Linked DNA regions of Homo sapiens: region 2 is linked to region 1. A link is a loop called in an ENCODE intact Hi-C map of the cell type or tissue named here. Cell type or tissue: endothelial cell of umbilical vein. All regions are shown on one strand. Each heading gives the region's core, and the rest is flanking DNA. Links, peaks and the distances in the headings are about the cores only. Region 1 overlaps CCDC38 (coiled-coil domain containing 38). Region 2 overlaps ELK3 (ETS transcription factor ELK3).

Region 1 (9,535 bases), core at 775-8,774:
CAACCCAAATGTCCAACAATGATAGACTGGATTGAGAAAATGTGGCACATATACACCATGGAATACTATGCAGCCATAAAAAATGATGAGTTCATGTCCTTTGTAGGGACATGGATGAAATTGGAAATCATCATTCTCAGTAAACTATCGCAAGAACAAAAAACCAAACACCACATATTCTCACTCATAGGTGGGAATTGAACAATGAGAACACATGGACACAGGAAGGGGAACATCACACTCTGGGGACTGTTGTGGAGTGGGGGGAGTGGGGAGGGATAGCATTGGGAGATATACCTAATGCTAGATGACGAGTTAGTGGGTGCAGCACACCAGCATGGCACATGTATACATATGTAACTAACCTGCACATTGTGCACATGTACCCTAAAACTTAAAGTATAATAATAATAAATTAAAAAAAAAAAGACACTTGGGATAGGGCAGAATCTAAGTTTGTAGAGTTTCTCTTGGAAGAAGAGAAGGCTGATTGGGGAAGAGGTGTCCAGCCCACTAATTACTCATCCCCTGGAGGACAACAGTGGCTCCATATTGGGATGTCTGGGGTCCAGCCCTGGCCTGGGAGTGATGGTATATAAGGCATAGGTCCATGGACTCTGTAAACACCACTGTATTAGGCAGAACTCTCCAGAAAAACAGAACCAATAAGAAGGAGATTTACTATGAGTAATTGGCTCATATAATTATGGAGGCTGAGAAGTCCCATGATTTGCCATCTATACGCTGGAGACCCAGGAGAGCTGGTGATGTAATTCAGTCAGACTCAGAAAGCCTGAGAAGCAGGGGAACTGATGGTGTGAGTTCCAGTCTCAGCATAGGAGAAGATGAGATGAGATGTCCCAGTTCAAGCAGTGAGGCAGAAAAGAAGGGGTTACTTCCTAATTCCTCAGCCTTTTCTACTCAGACCCTCAAGAGATTGGACGAGACTCACCCACATGGATGAGGGCAGTCTACTTTACTGAGCCCACCAATTCAAATGCTAATCTCACCTGGAAATACCCTCACAGACACAACCAGAAATAACATTTAATCTGGGAACCCATGGCCCAGTCAAGTTGACGCACACAATTAACCATCACAGGCACCTGGCCCCAGGTCCTTTTGAGTCCTCAATCTCTGTGGCTACCTCCTGGTCTTCAGCCTGTTGGCTTTGCTCGTCTACACTTCTGCTGTCCCAGAGTCTAGCTGCCTGGACCCACCCTCAGCTGTTTCTACTTCATGTTTTTAAGGCCTAAAATTGTATGTGCTGCCTTGACATATTTCAGCCTCACAGGGCCCCAAAAGCCTAACCATAAATCCTCTTGCTCTTGCCAAATATGACGTCCACCTAGCAGGAAACTCTCCCGGCCTGGCTAGTTCCTCTATCAATTGGACCAGCTGCATTCCACCTGGTCTTCAACCTAATGGGTTTCACTGCACTGTCAGCCATGAAATTATTCAAACAAGTCAATCACATCCTCCTGTGGGGACCAGGGGACACCTCAGCCTTTTGTTACTACAAAGTTGCCTCCCACCACTGGTGATTCACTGTGCTCCTGAGTGCAATTCCCATGTGGCACTGCATTGCAGGCAGCATTCTCCTCCCCCAGGCTATGAGTATATATGACTTATAAACTGCTTTCAGTCTCATATGTCCAGTGTTGGGTATCATGTGTTCAGCTATCTCGTAGTATTTAGGATGGGGGATTCACTCCATCACCATCAGGGTGAATAGGAGATGATCAGAGTACTCTGTGTTGAACCCAAGACTTCCACTCTGCAATTTTCTTTCTCTCTAACTCATGACTTACAGAAAAATGTGTTTGGAGTTTCTATAATCCCAGCCACTCCCACTTTCTACACTGAATCTTTGGGCAAATGGCTGCTTCTCAGGTAGACTTTAAGCTCCAGTCCATTAATTCCTTAAACTTTGGTCCACTAGCTCTTAGTCCTGGATGTACATTACAGCCACCTGGGGGACTCTCAAAATATTCCAGTGCTGATGTTTCCTTGACAAATTAAGTCAGAATATCTGGAGGTGGGTGGAGCCAAAATGATTCTAGTGATTTGGGGCAAGAATCATTGAGTTTCTTCACAGGCCCTCTGCTTGCTGGGAGGATGTGGAGTCTTTTTGTAAGGTTGAGGTGGACATGGGATGTGGGGTAAGAGTTGGGGAATGTGTCTTCAGGAATCCTCTTCCTATCTTCCTATCTCTGATTTAAGGTGTCAACTCCAGGCTCCCAGTATTCTTGGTTATATGGTTTGGCTCTGTGTCCCTACCCAAATCTCATCTCAAATTATAAACCCCACATGTCAAAGGAGGGACCCGTAATCCCCATGTGTTGAGGGAGAGAGGTGATTGGATCATGGGGGCGTTTTCCCCCATGCTCTTGTGATAGTGAGTGAGATCTCACAAGATCTGATGGTTTTATACATGTTTGGAAGTTCCTCCTTCATGCTTCTCTCTCCTGCCACCTTGTGAAGAAGGTGCTTGCTTCCCCTTAGCCTTCTACCATGATTGTAAGTTTCCCGAGGTCTTCCCAGCTATGCAGAACTGTGAGTCAATTAAACCTCTTTCCTTTGTAAACTACCGAGTCTCAGAGAAGTTCTTTATAGCAGTGTGAAAATAGACAATTACACTTGACCTTGACTATTGGTTTTGAAAGCCAAGATTTCCATCCTGCCACATCCCAAGAGTTAGAAAGTAAGAAATAAAGAAATAAAGAGAGAGAAAGTTTTTTTGTCATATCAAATGTTATAAAGAAAAACAGGAAGTCCATGCAGAAATTCAACTGACTTTTCTTTTTCTTTTTCTTTTTCTTTTTTTTTTTTGAGATGGAGTTTCACTCTTGTTGCCCAGGCTGGAGTGCAATGGCATGATCTCGGCTCACCGCAACTTCTGCCTCCCATGTTCAAGTGATTCTCCTGACTTAGCCTCCCAAGGAGCTGGGATTACAGGCGTGAACCACCACACCCGGCTAATTTTGTATTCTTCGTAGAGATGGGGTTTCTCCACGTTGGTCACGCTGGTCTCGAACTCCCGACCTCAGGTTATCCACCCACCTCGGCCTCCGAAAGTGCTGGGATTATACGTGTGACCACTGCGCCCGGCCCTCTTTTGCTTTTTTAATGGCCAGCCTTCATTTTTTATTTAGTGTAGAACAATTATGTGCAACCATCACTACAGCCAATTTTAGAACATTTTCACTAATTCAAAAAGAAACCTGCACCCCTCAGCCATCAACCCCTAGGCCCCATCCACCCTCCAGCCCCAAGCAACTACTCACCTACTTTCTATCTCCATGAATATGCCTATTCTGGATATTTTATATAAATGGAATCATATAATGTGTGGTCCTTTGTTACTGGCTTCTTTTACTTAACATGTTTCCAATGTTCATCCATGTTGTAGCATATATTGTACTTCATTCCTTTCTCTGGGCAAATAAGAGTTCCTTGTATGGATATACTGCATTTTGTTTATCGTTAATCAGTTGATGGATATTGTATTAATCTGTTCTCATGCTGCTAATAAAGACATACCCAGGCTGGCTAATTTATAAATGAAAGAGATTTAATGGATTCACAGTTCCATATGGTTGGGGAGGCCTCATAATTATGGTGGAAAGTGAAAGAGGAGGAAAGTCACGTCTTATATGGTGGCAGGCAAGAGAGTGTGTGCAGGGGAACTCCCCTTTATAAAACCATCAGATCTCATGAGACTTATTCACTATCACGAGAACAGCACAAGAAAGAACCCCTCAACACGATTCAATTACTTTCCATTGAGTCCCTCCCATGACACATGGGAATTATAGGAGCTACAATTCAAGATGAGATTTGGATGAGGACACAGCCAATCCATATCAGATATCTAGGTTGTCTCTATTTTTTGGCTATTAAAAATAATACTGCTCTAAATATTCATGTACACGTTTTTTGTGAGCCCCTATGCTTTCATTTCTCTTTGGTATATCCTAGCAGTAGAATTTCTAGGTCATGTGGCAATTCTGTGTTCAACTTTTTAAGGAACTGCCAGATTGTTTTCCAAAGTGACTGCCCCACTTAAACATTCCTTCTAGGAGTGAATTTGGGTCCAATTTCTCCACATGCTCTCCAGCACTTTTTATTATCTTTGACTTTCTTTTTTAAGACTCTCTAATCTGGGCAGAGGCTCTCCCTAAGGGTAGTGGCTGTATCTGTTGCTGTTGAAATGGTGGTGTAAGGGTAATGGTGGTATATGTATAATGGTGAGAAGAAACATATTAATATCTCAAAATTTTATCCTACTATTTTGGTAAAGACCTCCTTATTTTATCAACTCATTCCTCATGAAGCAGTAAGAGCTATGTCGGTGCTGTGGGAAACAGACAGAGGAGCTGTGACTTCTACCCAGGAGATGTGGAGGCAAGGCTATCTGCATTCTACTGTTAAAGCAAACTAAACATGGCCTGAGAAGGACTCCATACTCCATACTTCTATATTTGAGTCCTTGTGAACGAACTGCAACCTAACTTAATAGGTAGACAAAATTAAAACCCTAACGTAGAAGTATGCCCTGTAACAATAGCTGAATCTTGGCCTAATCCCAGCAGCCGTACCTCAACCACTCATACACTGCTGAGTGCTCAAACTGTGTTCAAATAAGGCAAATGCCGAGCTGTAACCAATCCAGCTGTTTCTGTACCTCACCTGAGATTTCTGTACTTCACTTCCCTTTTTTGTCTATAAATTTGTTCTAACCATGAGATATCCCTGGAGTCTCTGACTCTGCTGTGATTCTGGGGGCTGCCCGATCCACAAATCATTCATTACTCAATTAAACTCCTTTAAATTTAATTCGGCCAAAGTTTTTCTTTTAACACTACCTTCTCAGAGATCCCTGCATCCCATTCATTCCACCCTAGCTGGTGGGAGACTTACTATTCTGGTCAGCAGAGGAAGGATGACAGAATTCATTCATTCATTCTTTCTTTTTTAACAGGTAAAGTAAAAGATGGCTCAACCAAAGAGGACAGGCCTTATAAGATCTTTTTCAGAGATCTCTTTCTTGTCAAAGAAAATGAAATGGCAGCAAAGGAAACGGTAAAGTTTAATTAAAATCACAACCCCAATTAATGTTAGAATCATATCCACTTACCTATTGCTCTTATGAACTTTGCTGGGCTGAGACATGGAGTCAACTAGACGCAGATGGTGTGTGCCCCACACCATGATGGGGAGACAGTGTGAACACAAACGACAGAAAAACATCCAGCTGACAGTAGGCAGCACAAAGATCGCCACCTAACGGAGGAAGAGAGATATACCACTGCAGTCCAGTAGGACACGTATGGTACACTGTCCTTCATTGATTCCAACACACACATCTCCACATTTTTTACATTTCTGAAATTGGTACCTAGCTTACATAGATGGGATGTCATACATCACTGGCCCTGCATAAAATAATAGCACATCTTACAATAAGTGGCATCTCAGAGTGGAGGAAATACAGTAACAGAGGCGTGCCAAAGAAATATAGAGAAAGGGGTGTTCATCTTTGTTGATGAGAAGATGGAAAAAAGGCTGTTAGTGGTGAGGAGATAAAAGGAGGTGGGTCTTCAAGAATCAGATATGGATAAGACAATGCATATGTGTGTGCTGGGGAAGGAAGAAGGGATGAAAGTAGAGGAGGGGGTGTTGTTTTCAAATTTTGTGGTATGAAGCTAGATCAATGATAAGGCTGATTTTCCCACTGTGCCTTGCAGAGTTAATCTCACCACTGCTGTGGTCATCACACCTACATCGCCTGGTTCACATTTCAGTAGATTTACTTTCTTTCTTTCCAGAGGTAAAAGTTGATTACAGGACTTTGTCTACCCTAATTAAGATAAGGAAATTATCTAGAAATGCTCAACAACAGATTCATCTGTATGCGATGGTTCCTCAGCAAGTGTTGTATGGTTTTGTGGAACATACTTAAAATTAAATTGAGAGAAGATGAATGAAATCACAAGCCTAATTTTTAAATATCTACTGGGGAGATCCCTTTCCTCTCAAGTTTTAATTCCACAGAACCAACACTTAGAATTTCCTTTTTTTTTTTTTTTTTGACAGTCTTGCTCTGTCACCCAGGCTGGAGTGCGGTGGTGTGATCTCGGCTCACTGCCACCTTTACCACCAGGTTCAAGTGATTCTTGTGCCTCAGCCTCCTGAGTAGCTGTGACTACAGGCACCCGTCACCACGCCCGGCTAATTTTTGTATTTTTAGTAGAGAGGGGTTTCTCCATCTTGATCAGGCTGGTCTTGAACTCCTGACCTCAGGTGATCTGCCCGCCTTGGACTCCCAAAGCACCAGGATTACAGACATGAGCTACCGCACCCAGCCCGGAATTTCCAAATTTTAACTGCATTTTGAGCAAGACTAAATTGTGAAAATGAAGCTGAGAGGACATTTTCCAGTCTTGTATTTGTGATGTACATATTTAATAAAAGTTAAATGATCTCAGCTTCATATGAGAAGGAAACTAAAACAACACACATTCCTTCAAAGAGAAGAACCTGGGGTTGTTTTTTTAATGTTAAGATTTTTGTTGCAAATGTTATTTTTATATATAATCACTAATTTTAAGATAACATACTTTGGTATATTAAAAATTCTTTTCAACTTTTCCACTTGGGCAGGAAAAATTTATGAACCGTAACATGAAAGTCTACCAGAAAACTACTTTTTCATCCAGAATGAAGAGTCATTCATACCTGAGCCAACTAGCTTTCTACCCTAAAAGGAGTGGTAGGTCATTTGAAAAGTTTGGGCCAGGTCCTGCTCCGATTCCTAGATTAATAGAAGGTGAGTCTAAATTACTCTTTAAGAACATCATTTTGAATATTTACTATTAATGTCAGGTTTGGGAGCTTTGTTGGAGGGTGATTAAAACAGACAGTATGCTCTCTTATAATGGTAGGGAGTCTTAGTACATGGGGATTGAGAGTTAGGAGAAATTCTATGTTAAATAAGAAAACATACTTTTCCAAGATGACTGTTACTCATTTTCATAACCGTCCTCCCAGGAGGACAGTTACTGCCAAAAGAATGTAGTATTAAAGTTTGCAAAAGCGGATAAAATGTAAAGGTAATAGCTCTGGCCATTCATACTCAGTTCTAGATGTCAAACTTAGAAGTTTCTAAAGATAAAAAAGCCTTGATATCCAAGCCAAAGAACTCATGCATCCAGAATGAGGAAGCTAATAAAATTAAATGAGCTTACCTAATGTTGCAAATACCTAATCTGGTTTTAGTGACCTTTGGAGGCAACATATTAAAATACTATAAGATGATCATTACTACTCAACAAAAGAAGGCAATCTGATTATCAAAAATGACAAGTAGGGGGTATCCTACTTGTCAAACCAAGTAGTGCCTATAGATGAGATAGAAAGTACTTTGAAGTTAATGAAAATAAAGTGATTAATGCTAGGATGATGGAGTCTAAAATCTTCCCCCAAAATGAATGTTTTCCAAATTGTTAAATTAAAAAGTTTAAAATAAGAAGGGAAAAAAGGAAGGAAGGAAGGAAGGAAGGAAGGAAGGAAGGAAGGCAGGCAGGCAACTTAAAAAAATTTTCTCTGGATCCCAAAGCCCATGCACTTTCTCAAACTGTAAAAAAATTTTTCAGAGAACAAGCAAACCACTTAGGGAAGGGCTTTGGAGTCAATAATTAATGTAGGAAAAGGAAGCCATGTTAACTTATTCAGAAGAGCTTCCAAGTGCATATATAATTGTATGTAAAAGCAGCAAATGATAGGCAGCAAGGTGATGCCAGGGACTGTACCACAAGTTCTAGGGCATATCTACGTTCAATCACATGCCTCATAGTTCGCCTCCGTAGAGTGGTAAACCTTAGGTCATCAAGAGCATTTACAATTACATGTGATATGTTTTAGAAAGAGTTCTACACCAAGTGGCTGGTTTAAAATACCCAGGACACTCCAGCAGTTCTTAAATAACTCAGAAGTATGGCTTTGCAGATGACCCCATTCAACAGCATTGCTATTTAACAGAGAAGTTACCGGTCTCTTAAAAGTAGGTGTCTTGGATGAATTTTGGGTACAAAGGAAAAACAAAGTAAATGGCATAGGGTCAACTCTTCAAAAGGAAACAGTAAAATTGTTTGGCATTATCCAAGGCAATTTGGGCTCTGTCAGCAATGGAAACCAGATTGTCAGTTTCTGCCAATTGCACAGATAAGCAATTTGGACATTTTAACTTAAAATATAGAAGTCACCCTCAGACTGTATTTCCAATCAGGAGCTGATTTGAGTGAAAACCTTACTCCTCAAACTTGCATCCCCTGCCTGAATCCTGATTGAAAACAAACCTACATGAAAGCAAAATGAGCAAGCAACCACACGCTGGGAGGTTAGGTGACTTTAATTTTTTGTGTATGCAGTAAGTGGCAAACTGCTCGGTGCCCATCAAAGAAATCACATGCACAACTAAGTGTCAGAGACAGATCAGTCTGCCTACATGAGAGAAGTGCCATTTCCATCTTCGCACAGCGAGCAGCCTGACTCTGGTTTTGCTCTCAAAGCACAACACCTGGGATAGTTGCAGGACTCTCTGTTGCAGTATTCTATGTCCTCAGATCTCTCAAGCTGGTCTTTACATCCCCAGAGAGTGGTGGAGGTGCCCTCAGGTCTAGGAATGTTAATGCTTTGGGAGGGCTTTATTAATTCATGGCCTCTTGGTTCAAAGATCTGCCTGATAGCTAGAATAGCCAAAATGGGAAACTCACTATAACGAGTCTACTTAGAGTTGAAGAATAAAATTCTATCAACTCAGCCAGAGAGTACCATGTCAAAGTAAGCTGAAATGGTGAATATGGCTCTAAGATTTAGTAAGTTGACAGCACAGGATTTTTTTGGATATTGAAGTTTATTTTCAATTTGGCTGACCCATCAGAAATGATCAAATGAAAGCTACAGTAAGCACTTTCATTCTTTTCTTCTATTAAAAATGTTTGAGTAAATTGAACCTGAATCTAATCAAATAAATATGAGGATTGAAGACCATGTTAGATAACACCATGAGGATACAATATGTCAGATCCATTATATGGGAAATTCTACAGAGAAATTGACCTCGTTTCTTGAACAAATGAATGGCTTGGGAAAAAAAAAAGTGTGTGTAGGGTATAGGGTGTGAGGAGCGGGGGTGGCTATTATAGATTTAAAAGAGACTTTAGGATCCTTACCATAAAATATTTAGATTTTAATTTTTAAAATTCCAAAAAGGTATTTTTAAGACAACTGGGAAGATTTGAATGCAGACTGTGTGTAAAACGACACTAAGGAATAGTTCATTTTGTTAGGGGTGATGGTGGTTTTATGGTTATGATTTAAAACTTTTTATCTGCTAGAGTTTCATATTAAAGTATTTATGGGTGAAATGATACAAAGGCTTGAATTTGTTTTGAAATACTCCAGTGACGGAGACATTAAGGAGGGTGGCAATAAATGAGACAAGATTGGTAAAATGTTGATAATGTTGAAG
Region 2 (9,535 bases), core at 549-8,548, 340 kb before region 1:
TTCAAACAGTAACACCTTAATCAGTGAGTAATGATCTATGGGTCTCAAGGAGGAAATACTGATTTCTCCATGATAGCAAGTGACGGTCCTGCAAGATTCTGGTGTGTGAATGAATAATGAAGGTGCTCGCCTAGTATGGAGAGTTCTATAAGATAAAGCAGCTAAGTCTTCATTATTTTTTAACCAAATGCCCTGGATTCTCCTTTTTCATTACAGAACAAGGAGAACTTAATGATGATTCATAAAATGATGCAAGTAATTTTTCTATCCCAGGATGGGGAAATTGTTCACTATTTTTATTTTCACTTTATGTCAAACAAGTTGCTACATTAACTAGGAGGATTAATATTTTAAAGTCTTTTGTGGACTTTTATAAATAATAATATTTATTTTCATTTTATTTTAAATATAGATGGGGTCTTGCTGTGTTGCCCAGGCTGGTCTCAAACTCCTGGGCTCAAACAATCCTCCCACCCTCAACCTCCCAAAGTGCTGGGATTACAGGTGTGAGCCATCACACTGGCCTAAAGAATAATTCTTAAAGTTTTGCCTTTTCCTTAATAAATTTCCTGTTTTCATAGACAAATGAAAATATGCAAAACACTTTAAGAACTAATTGTTCCACGTATGGGTGTCTGGCATGAGTCTGCAATTTCTGCCTCAATGAAAATGTCTGCCTCTGAAGGGCGTGCAACCCCACTAACATGAACCCCCTCTGGACATTTAATATTTCAACTCAACATATGGCAAAACTCACCGTTACCTCTGCAGGATTTAGAGAAAAAACCATCCCTCAGAAGCTTAATGTTCAAAAGTTCATTTCCAAACGCTCACCTGGAACAGCGTGCTTGGCCCTTGCAGCCTGGCAGGACTCAGCGGAGCAACTGGACTAAGGCTGCTCCAGAAATGTATGCTGGAGAGCAGTGGACTCGGAGTCAGAAGCAATCCATTTGGTGTCTGGGAAGTAAAGCAAACAGACTTCTTCATATAGGTTCACCTGACTTGGGCCATGATCAACAGAGCAGCAGAGAGAGGTTAGGTAGGCTAGGCATGGGCCAGGAAACGACCTTACCATCTCAGGAAAACTGGCAACGTTAATTCTGAGGGGCTGTGAACAGTTTAATTTTAATTTTCTTTTCTTTTGGAGACAGTCTCGCTCTGTCACCCAGGCTGGAGTGCAATGGCGCGATCTTGGTTCACTATAACCTCCACTTCCTGGGTTTAAGCGATTCTCCTGCCTCAGCCTCCCAAGCAGCTGGGATTACAGGCACCCACCACCGACTAATTTTTGTATTTTTAGTAGAGAAGGGGTTTCATTACGTTGGCCAGGCTGGTCTCGAACTCCTGACCTCAAGTGATCTGCCCACCTCAGCCTCCCAAAGTGCTGGGATTACAGGCGTGAGCCACCATACCTGGCTGGCTAGTTTTCTTCAATGCTAATTTTATTAACACTTTTTTCATAAAGGAAAAAGGTATTGACACATTACCTTCCCTAAACATTCTGGTGGAAAATTCAAGTTTGTATCAACTTTCGTCCGAATGGTTTGTTAACTTGTTCCCCTTCCCAGATTAAACAAGGATTAGTATACAAACAAAATAGGATCCCATAAAGGGGCTTTAATTCTTCTTATCTATATTTTCCTGTGTTTCTACAGTGGACATCTATTACTTGGGTTACGAACACACGTTTTTAAATGGTCTCCATATCAACAGCTGTTAAGGCTTTGGGATTTGCTGTTAAAATACCCTGTAGCAGCCTCTTCAGAAGCTCTGAGCCGGGTTTTCCAGATTCCTTCCGGATGTGGAGTTGATGAGAATTCATTGCCCTGGCAATGGTTTGGGTGGGGGCAGGGAGGGCCCTTTCTTGTCAGATTGGGTATAAAGCCAAAACCCTGGGTTTCCCAGGGGAGTTCCAAGGACTGAATTTCTTGCACACACACAGCAGGAGTCCTGGCCTGCAAGCCAGCAGGAGGGCAGAAGAAACACCCGCCCAGCTGCTAAGTCTGCATGGCTTTTATTCTCAGTGGAGACAAACTCCCCGGCCCAGGGTGGTTTTGTACCTTTGGTGACTAGAAGGAGTCCCTCAGTGGTTTTGTGATGTCAATAAGGTGCTTTGTGTAAGAAGAACCACAGCAAAGGCGCCAGCCTTTCAGACTGCACCATGCTGGATGCTAAAGTGTTATTTTTTCCTAGAATTGGCCTCCGTAGCATCATTAATTACCAACAGCATTTGGCTTAAACCTAAATTGAAAGGTCTGCTCTGTTCAGCAGAATGGAGACAAACATCCAAAGTTCCTCAAACTGTGAAGCTGCTGAAATGTAAACACATTTATACCAAATTATTTGAGTCGTTGGTTCCATGGCATTTCCTACATACTGAATGACCTATGAGGTTACTAGAATAAATACATGTTTTGAATAAGCTTCCCATTTGTTCTAGTCCAAGGCAATTTCACAAGCATGCCAGGCCATCTGGCCTAACAGTTAAAACTTCACGGCTCAGCATGAGCTCTGCCAGGGTTCCAATCTCAGAACCACTACTTCCCAGCCAGGTAACCTCAGGCAAGCCACCTAACCTCTCTCTGTCTCAGTTGCCTCATCTGTAAAATGGGGAGAATAAAAATGCCCACGTTACAGGGTTGTTGGGAAGATTAAATAAGCTGATCTACTGCAAGCTCTTATAAGATATGTGCCTGGCATATAGAAATGCTCAACAAGTGCCAGAGGCAGTTATCTGGCTAGGTACTTCATACATGTTTTTGAATGAATAAATGGATTGGTAATTAATTGAAAGTATACATGACATACTTACTAAACGTACTTCATCTATGTGAGGGAGAAATTCTCAACTGTATACAGAGAAGGACTTAATCCTCTGAAACAGACCAACTCAACTGAGTCAGCCTGGACTTGGAGGCTACTGTCAGTTGTGTTAGGCTCAAGGCCACAAGCTCAGGTGTTCTGAAAACTAATATTTGCATGTTACTCTGGAGCAAGGTTCCAACCTCAATATGTCACATTAACATTTAATAACCAGTGTGTTCAAGGCCTCCTAGTTTATCCATCAATGAAGGCTCTCAAAGCTTTAAAGAGACAATCTTCTAAACCACAAAACACAGCTATCCTTCTCTCCTCCATGGCCATCATATGCCCATTCCTTTTTAATCCTCTAAGCAATGTACAAGGTCTAGAATTTCTATTTCTCTGGTCTAAAACGTATACCCATGTCTGGATTTGAGATGTTTGCACATTTGTTTCTTAGGAATACAGGATGTACTCAGACTACTGTAGCCTTCTTGTTTCTCATCTTTAATATGTCTGAAATGTCTTCTATAATATATGCAAATAAACACTGTAAAATGATTTCATTCCCTCCTCTCCCTTCTATCCCTGAAGTTCTCCCTGAAAATCCTGTGGCCTTAAAGAACCATGTGGTTGCTTTTTTAAGGAAAGTTCCTATAACACCTGCTCTGGGTTATCTCCGGGACAGTGTGAGACTTCACAGCCTCTCTCCACACGCTCCTGGAGTCAGGCAGAGTGGGCTGAGCCTGAGGGCCAAGGGCTAAAGAAGCCACAGCAAAAAGTGCTGTTTTCTTTCCTTCCCCAAAGACAGTCTCGTTTTAACAAGCATGGCAGATAAGGAGCTCCTGATCCCACGGCTGCTGGGAAAGGAGATGCCACAGGCAATGCATTTGCAAAGAGTAAGACCCTCATCCCAAGATCCCCTTTTCATTTTCCCCACTCAGTTCATCTTCCACTTCCACTTCATAGAGTCTCCTAAAAAGCCTGCACATCTGAGCTCGCCAGGGTGAGCTGGCATCCAGGCATGCCCACCTGTGCACCCCTGCCCCGGCCCGCTGCCTCCTCCTCTTGCCTTCCTCTGCCCATCAAAATGCCACCTCCTCCAAGGACACTTTCCTGATCTCCCCTCAACCAGATGGGATTTCTTATTTCTGAATCTTTGTAACACTTTGTGACCATTTTTTTCTTAACATTTAACATGTTCTGCCTCCTATTATGGTGATTGGCACATTTTTCTTATTCTTTCTGTAGCCTTTAAGGTATCTGCTCATCTTTATTCCTCCTGTACTTTCATCTCCTAAATACCAATGAACTGAAGCCATCTGCAGCTCTAGCTGGGTCCCCCCTGGCTTATCGCTTGTTGGGCATCTCCACTTGGATGCCCCACCATGCTCCAACTTCATGAAGCTCAGCACCTTTCCACATCAGTGTTTCTTAAGACTCTTCCCCTTCTGTCAACAGGACCACCGTGTAGGCACTGCCTCAATAAATACTGACCGAGAGTGCAAACTATGTTTCAGGTGCCACAGATGAGGATAAAACAAGACATAAACCCTGCATGCACAGCCCCATTTACCACCCGCATCCCAGGCCCCACCATGCAAAATGCCTTCCGATAACTGCAAGCTCCGGACATAGCCTCTGGAGGAGTCCCACAACTCAGTCTCCTGTTTATCCCTCATTTCCATTCCTGCTGCATCCAAGCCCCTATCACCTTACAGATGGCATTCCACAACAGCTGCCCAGGCCAGTCCACCTGCCTCCGGTCTCCCCATCTATTCTGTACCCCATCGCCAAATCAACCACCCTCAAACACTGAGTTCACTCAACATTCAGTCACCATTTCAGAAAGGATGTGATGTCCTCCTTAGCCCCAGATTTGAGGTTCCCCATAATCTGGGTTCACACACTTGCTAACTTCTGAGGACTAAGCTCTCATTTTTTATCTTGCCCAAATTCCTACCTAGGGGTCTAGGGAGTCATGCCCTACAAACCGTAAATTCTCATCAGATGGGTTTTATTTGACCCTATATATGGTGACTTACTTTTCAATCTGACTCTGGAGTAACATTATGGAACGAGGAAAAAATATTTAACCCCAAAATATATTTCCTTGCCATACCTTGAAGTTGCCTGGCAATTTCATGACGTCTCATGCCTCCCTAAAATATATAAAACCAAACTGTACCCCGACCACCTGGGGCACATGTTCTCAGGACCTCCTGTGGACTGTGTCACAGGCCATGGTCACTCATATTTGGCTCAGAATAAATCTCTTCAAATATTTTACAGAGTTTGACTCTTCGTAGACACTTCCCTCCCCAAACCCTCTTACTTGCTTTGATGTGTCCTGAGCTTTCCTCATATGCACGGAGGAACAGGCATTCTAACCCAACAGTCCTTCAACGCTCCCTCAGAACTTCCCTGACCACCCAGCCCAGCCCATAGTTCCCTGGGCTACAGGCCCTCTCCACAAGTGACCTCATCCGTTCCCATGGTTTCACCACCCCTTGCGTGTTGATGACTGCCTAACTTCCTCTCCGGCTCCAAAACACTCTCCGCTCTCCAGATGCAGCTGGACTTTTCCACCCGAATTTCCTGCAGGGTCCTCAAACTCAGCATGGCCCCGACTGGACGTTTAGCCTTTTCCCAGGGAGCTTAGTCTTCCTCCCATGTTCCTCACACTCAATTCTGGCTCTCCCCACTCCTCCCACCCAGTCAGTCACCAACTCCTGCTGACGGCACTCCCAACATCAGATCCATCCCTCTGACCCCTCCCACCATACAGCCTTAGATACTCATGGTCTTTCGCCTGGAATATTCCAATAGCATCCTACTTGGATCCAGCCTTCCCCCTTCCCAATCTCGCCAGCAGGGTGATTCCTAAAACAATTCAGACTGTCACTCATACCCCTTCAATGCTTCCTATTGCTATACCTCCCCTAATCACAAAGCTATTTCACGTATCTATGCCTTGCCTCAAGCTGTTCCTCTGCCGACGATGCCTTCCTCTCCCTGTCTACCCTGCCACAGGCTGATCCTTCAACACCCTGTACCAGTGGTCTCACCCCCTCCAGGAAGCCCTCTGGACATTCTTCCTCCATCTCAGGCAAAGTTAATACCTTCCTCCTTAGGATTCCTTTTGCAACTTAGTATTCCTTTTGTATTGCACCTGAGATACTAGATGAAGGGACTTAAGTTATGAGCTCCTAACTATCAGAGACTATTTTATCCACGTTTGTAGCCCCAGCTCCAAACACAGCAGCTTTCACATGATGGGCACTCAGTTCATGTGTGTTGACCTGAACTAAACGATCTTGCCCCTCAGCTCCTAAAGCGCTTCTCTGTGCTGCATGTTTGACTCTTGCCAAGGGCTATTGTGTGTGTGTGTGCACTTGTAATGCCTTGTTGTCATGGCTAGGTCCTAAGGTCATAAAAACAAGCAACTGTAGTTTTGGTGTCCTTTCTAGGCTCTGTTATTGCTCAATAATTATTTGTTGATTCTAATGAGATTTTTTTCACTTATACCTCTAGCAGCTGTTTATTTACTTATTTATCTTTGAGATAGAATCTCACTCTGTCACCCAGGCTGGGGTGCAGTGGCACAATCTTGGCTCACTGTAACCTCTGCCTCCCGGGTTCAAGCGATTCTCCTGCCTCAGCCTCCCGAGTAGCTGAGATTACAGGCATGCACCACCACACCCAGCTAATTTTCTTATCTTTAGTAGAGATGGGGTTTGGCCATGTTGGCCAGGTTGGTCTTGAACTCCTGACCTCAAGCTATCCGCCCCCTTGGCCTCCCTAAATATTGGGATTACAGGCGTGAGCCACTGCGCCCAGCCTCTAGCAGTTAATTTCCAATCCAAACAAGTCAAAATTCCTTAGCCAGTTCTCAGGGTCCTCCATAATTTCACACCACCCTAAATTATAACCCTATGTTATATATTGCCCCGTATGCTGGACAGCAACCTGTAAACTCATGAGAACAGGAACGGTTTCTATCTTGCTAACCTCTGTATCTCCAGGTATCTAAGCGAATGCTTAGTTTTCAGTGATTATCTCCCAAATGAATGAATACATGATAAACATTTGTTACTGGACTGATTAAAGAAGATGCAGAAGTATTTGCTGATCACTTGATTTGGTGATCTGAGATACCGGTAAGTCACTCAGTCTCTAAGAAAGTAAAGGAGAGAGAAACAAGATGTCTAGCAGGTTGTACCCACAAATATCTGTAATCCTAAGCTCCCACAGATGCCAACAGAATCCATGACAATGCCACCTTGAGGTTAAAAAAATGTCCTCAAATAAAAGGTGACTGAATCTCTGGAAGCTCCTAAAGTTGTCTGAATTCAAGTGAAACCATGGTTTTAAGGTCTTTAAAAGGTGAGTTAATCCCACAGAAGTCTGTAGCACTGATCCTACGGAAAAGGAGACAAAATGGAGACTCCCATGGGGGCCTAGGGTAGCTACAGAAAGGGACAGGGGAGGAAGCAGGGCAGAACCAGGGACAAGGAGGCAGAGTCATGAAGACTGGGGTGGCTGTGGCAGTTTCTTAAAATAAGACAATAATGAAGTTTGCCACATTGATTGACTCTTTTATTTATTTATTTATTTTTTTGGTGAGATGCGAGTTTCGCTCTTGTTGTCCAGGCTGGAGTGCGGTGGCGTGATCTCGGCTCATCACAACCTCCACCTCCCAGGTTCAAGTGATTCTCCTGCCTCAGGCTCCCAAGTAGTGGGATTACAGGCATCTGCCACCAAACCTGGCTAATTTTTGTACTTTTAGTAGAGACGGGGTTTTGCCATGTTGGCCAGGCTGGTCTTGAACTCCTGACCTCAGGTGATCCACCCGCCTTGGCCTCCCAAAGTGCTGCGATTACAGGCGTGAGCCAGCGCACCTGGCCCAATTGATTATTCCTTTCATGAAAGATTTCTCTATGGCATGTGATGCTGTTTGATAGCATTTTACCCAGAGTAGAACTTCTTTCAAAATTGGAGTCAATCCTCTCAAACCCTGCCGCTGCTTTATCAACTAAGTAATGTAATGTAAAGTTATGTAATATTCTCAGTCCTTTGTTGTCATTTCAACAATATTCACAGCGTCTTCAACAGGAGTAGATTCTATCTCAAGAAACCACTTTCTCTGCTCATCTGTGAGAAGCAACTACTCACCCAATCAAGTTTGATCAATAAATTGCAGCAATTTGGTTGCATCTCCAGGCTCCACTTCTAATGCTAGTTCTCTTGCTATTTCTACCACATCTGCAGTTCCCTCCTCCAATGAAGTCTTGAACCCTTCAAAGTGATCCATGAGGGCTGGAATCAGTTTCTTCCAAACTCCTGTTAATGTTGATATTTTGACCTCCTCCCATGAATCATGAATATTCTTAATAGCATCTAGGATGGTGACTCCTTTCCAGAAGGTTTTCAATTGACTTTGCCCAGATCCATCAGAGGAATCACTATCTATGGCAGCTGTAGCTTTATGAAATGTATTTATTAAGTAATAAGACTTGAAAGTCAAAATTACTCCTTGACTTCTGGGTTGTAGAATGGATGTTGTATTTGCAGGCATGAAAAATATTAATCTTCTTGTATATCTCCATGAGAGCTCTTGGGTAACCAGATGCACTGTAATGAGCAGTAATATTTTGAAAGGAATCTTTTTTCTGAGTAGTAGGTCTCACCTGGGCTTAAACTATTCCATAAACTGTGAAAACAGATGTGCTGTCGTCCAGACTTTGTTGTTCCATTTACAGAGCACAGGCAGAGTGTATTTAGTAGCACTGGCTTCAACTTAAAGTCACAAGCTGTACTAACAAGACTCAGCCTGTCCTTTGAAGCTCTGAAGCCAGGCATGGACTTCTCTTCTCCAGCTATGAAAGTCCTAGATGGCATCTTCTTCCAGTAGAAGGCCGTTTCACCTACAGTGAAGCTGTTTGACGTAGCCACCTTCATCAATGAGCGTAGCTAGATCTTCTGGACAGCTTACTGCAGCTTCTCCATTAGCACTCGCTGCTTCACCTTGCACTTTTATGTTATGGAGATGGCTTTTTTCTTTAAACCTCATGAACCAACCTCTGCTAGCTTCACACTTTTCTTCTGCAGCTTCTTCGCCTCTCTCAGCATTCAAAGAATTGAAGAGTTAGGGCCTTGCTCTGGGTTAGCCTGAAAGGAATGTTGTGGCTGGTTTGATCTTCTATCCAGACCACTAAAACTTTCTCCATATCAACAATCAGGATGTCCCACTTTCTTATCATTCATGTTTTCACTGACGTAGCACTTTCATTTCCTTCAGGAACTCTTCCTTTACATTTACATACTTAACTGGTATAAGAGCCCCCTAGCTTTAGGCCTGTCTCGGTTTTGGACATGCCTTCACCGTCATCATTCTAGCTTTGGATTTAAAATGAGAGATGCGCAGCTCTTCCTTTCTCTTGAACACTTTATAGGCCACTATAGGGTTATCAATTGGCCTAATTTCAAAATTGTTGTGTTTCAGGGAATAGGGAGACCCAAGGAGAGGGAGACACAGGAGAGCAGTTGGGACACACACAACACTGATCAAGTTTGACACAGGAGAGCAGTTGGGACACACACAACACTGATCAAGTTTGCTGTCTTATACAGGTGTGGTTCATGGTGCCCCAAAACAATGACAATAGTAGTATCAAAGCTCGCTGATCTCAGAGCACTATAACAGACATAATAGTAAGGAAAAAGTTGGAAA

Evidence for each region. A loop is a pair of places that touch in the nucleus more often than their neighbours do. Peaks named below come from ENCODE experiments on the same cell type or tissue, not always from the same donor. Only the 100,000 strongest peaks of a DNase experiment are listed, where the experiment ranks them.
Region 2: a loop joins it to region 1, with 3 times the contacts of the local background. A loop is called at or near these places in 1 of 110 quality-filtered maps.

Annotation. Positions count from the first base shown.
Region 1 is chr12:95,914,426-95,923,960 of GRCh38, reverse strand. It overlaps CCDC38 (coiled-coil domain containing 38), which reads left to right. Exons shown (of 16, transcript NM_182496.3): 3 at 4,985-5,085; 4 at 6,667-6,832. Among named protein-coding and RNA genes, the nearest start is that of CCDC38, 23 kb to the left of the region's middle. In endothelial cell of umbilical vein, for the core only: a CTCF peak has its summit at 5,289; a DNase peak (open chromatin) is centred at 5,280; H3K27me3 peaks cover 1,546 bases.
Region 2 is chr12:96,251,153-96,260,687 of GRCh38, reverse strand. It overlaps ELK3 (ETS transcription factor ELK3), which reads right to left. Exons shown (of 5, transcript NM_005230.4): 4 at 835-957. Among named protein-coding and RNA genes, the nearest start is that of ELK3, 62 kb to the right of the region's middle. In endothelial cell of umbilical vein, for the core only: no CTCF peak of the experiment used is centred there; DNase peaks (open chromatin) are centred at 1,857, 2,587, 5,407, 6,107 and 1 weaker place; H3K27ac peaks cover 5,154 bases.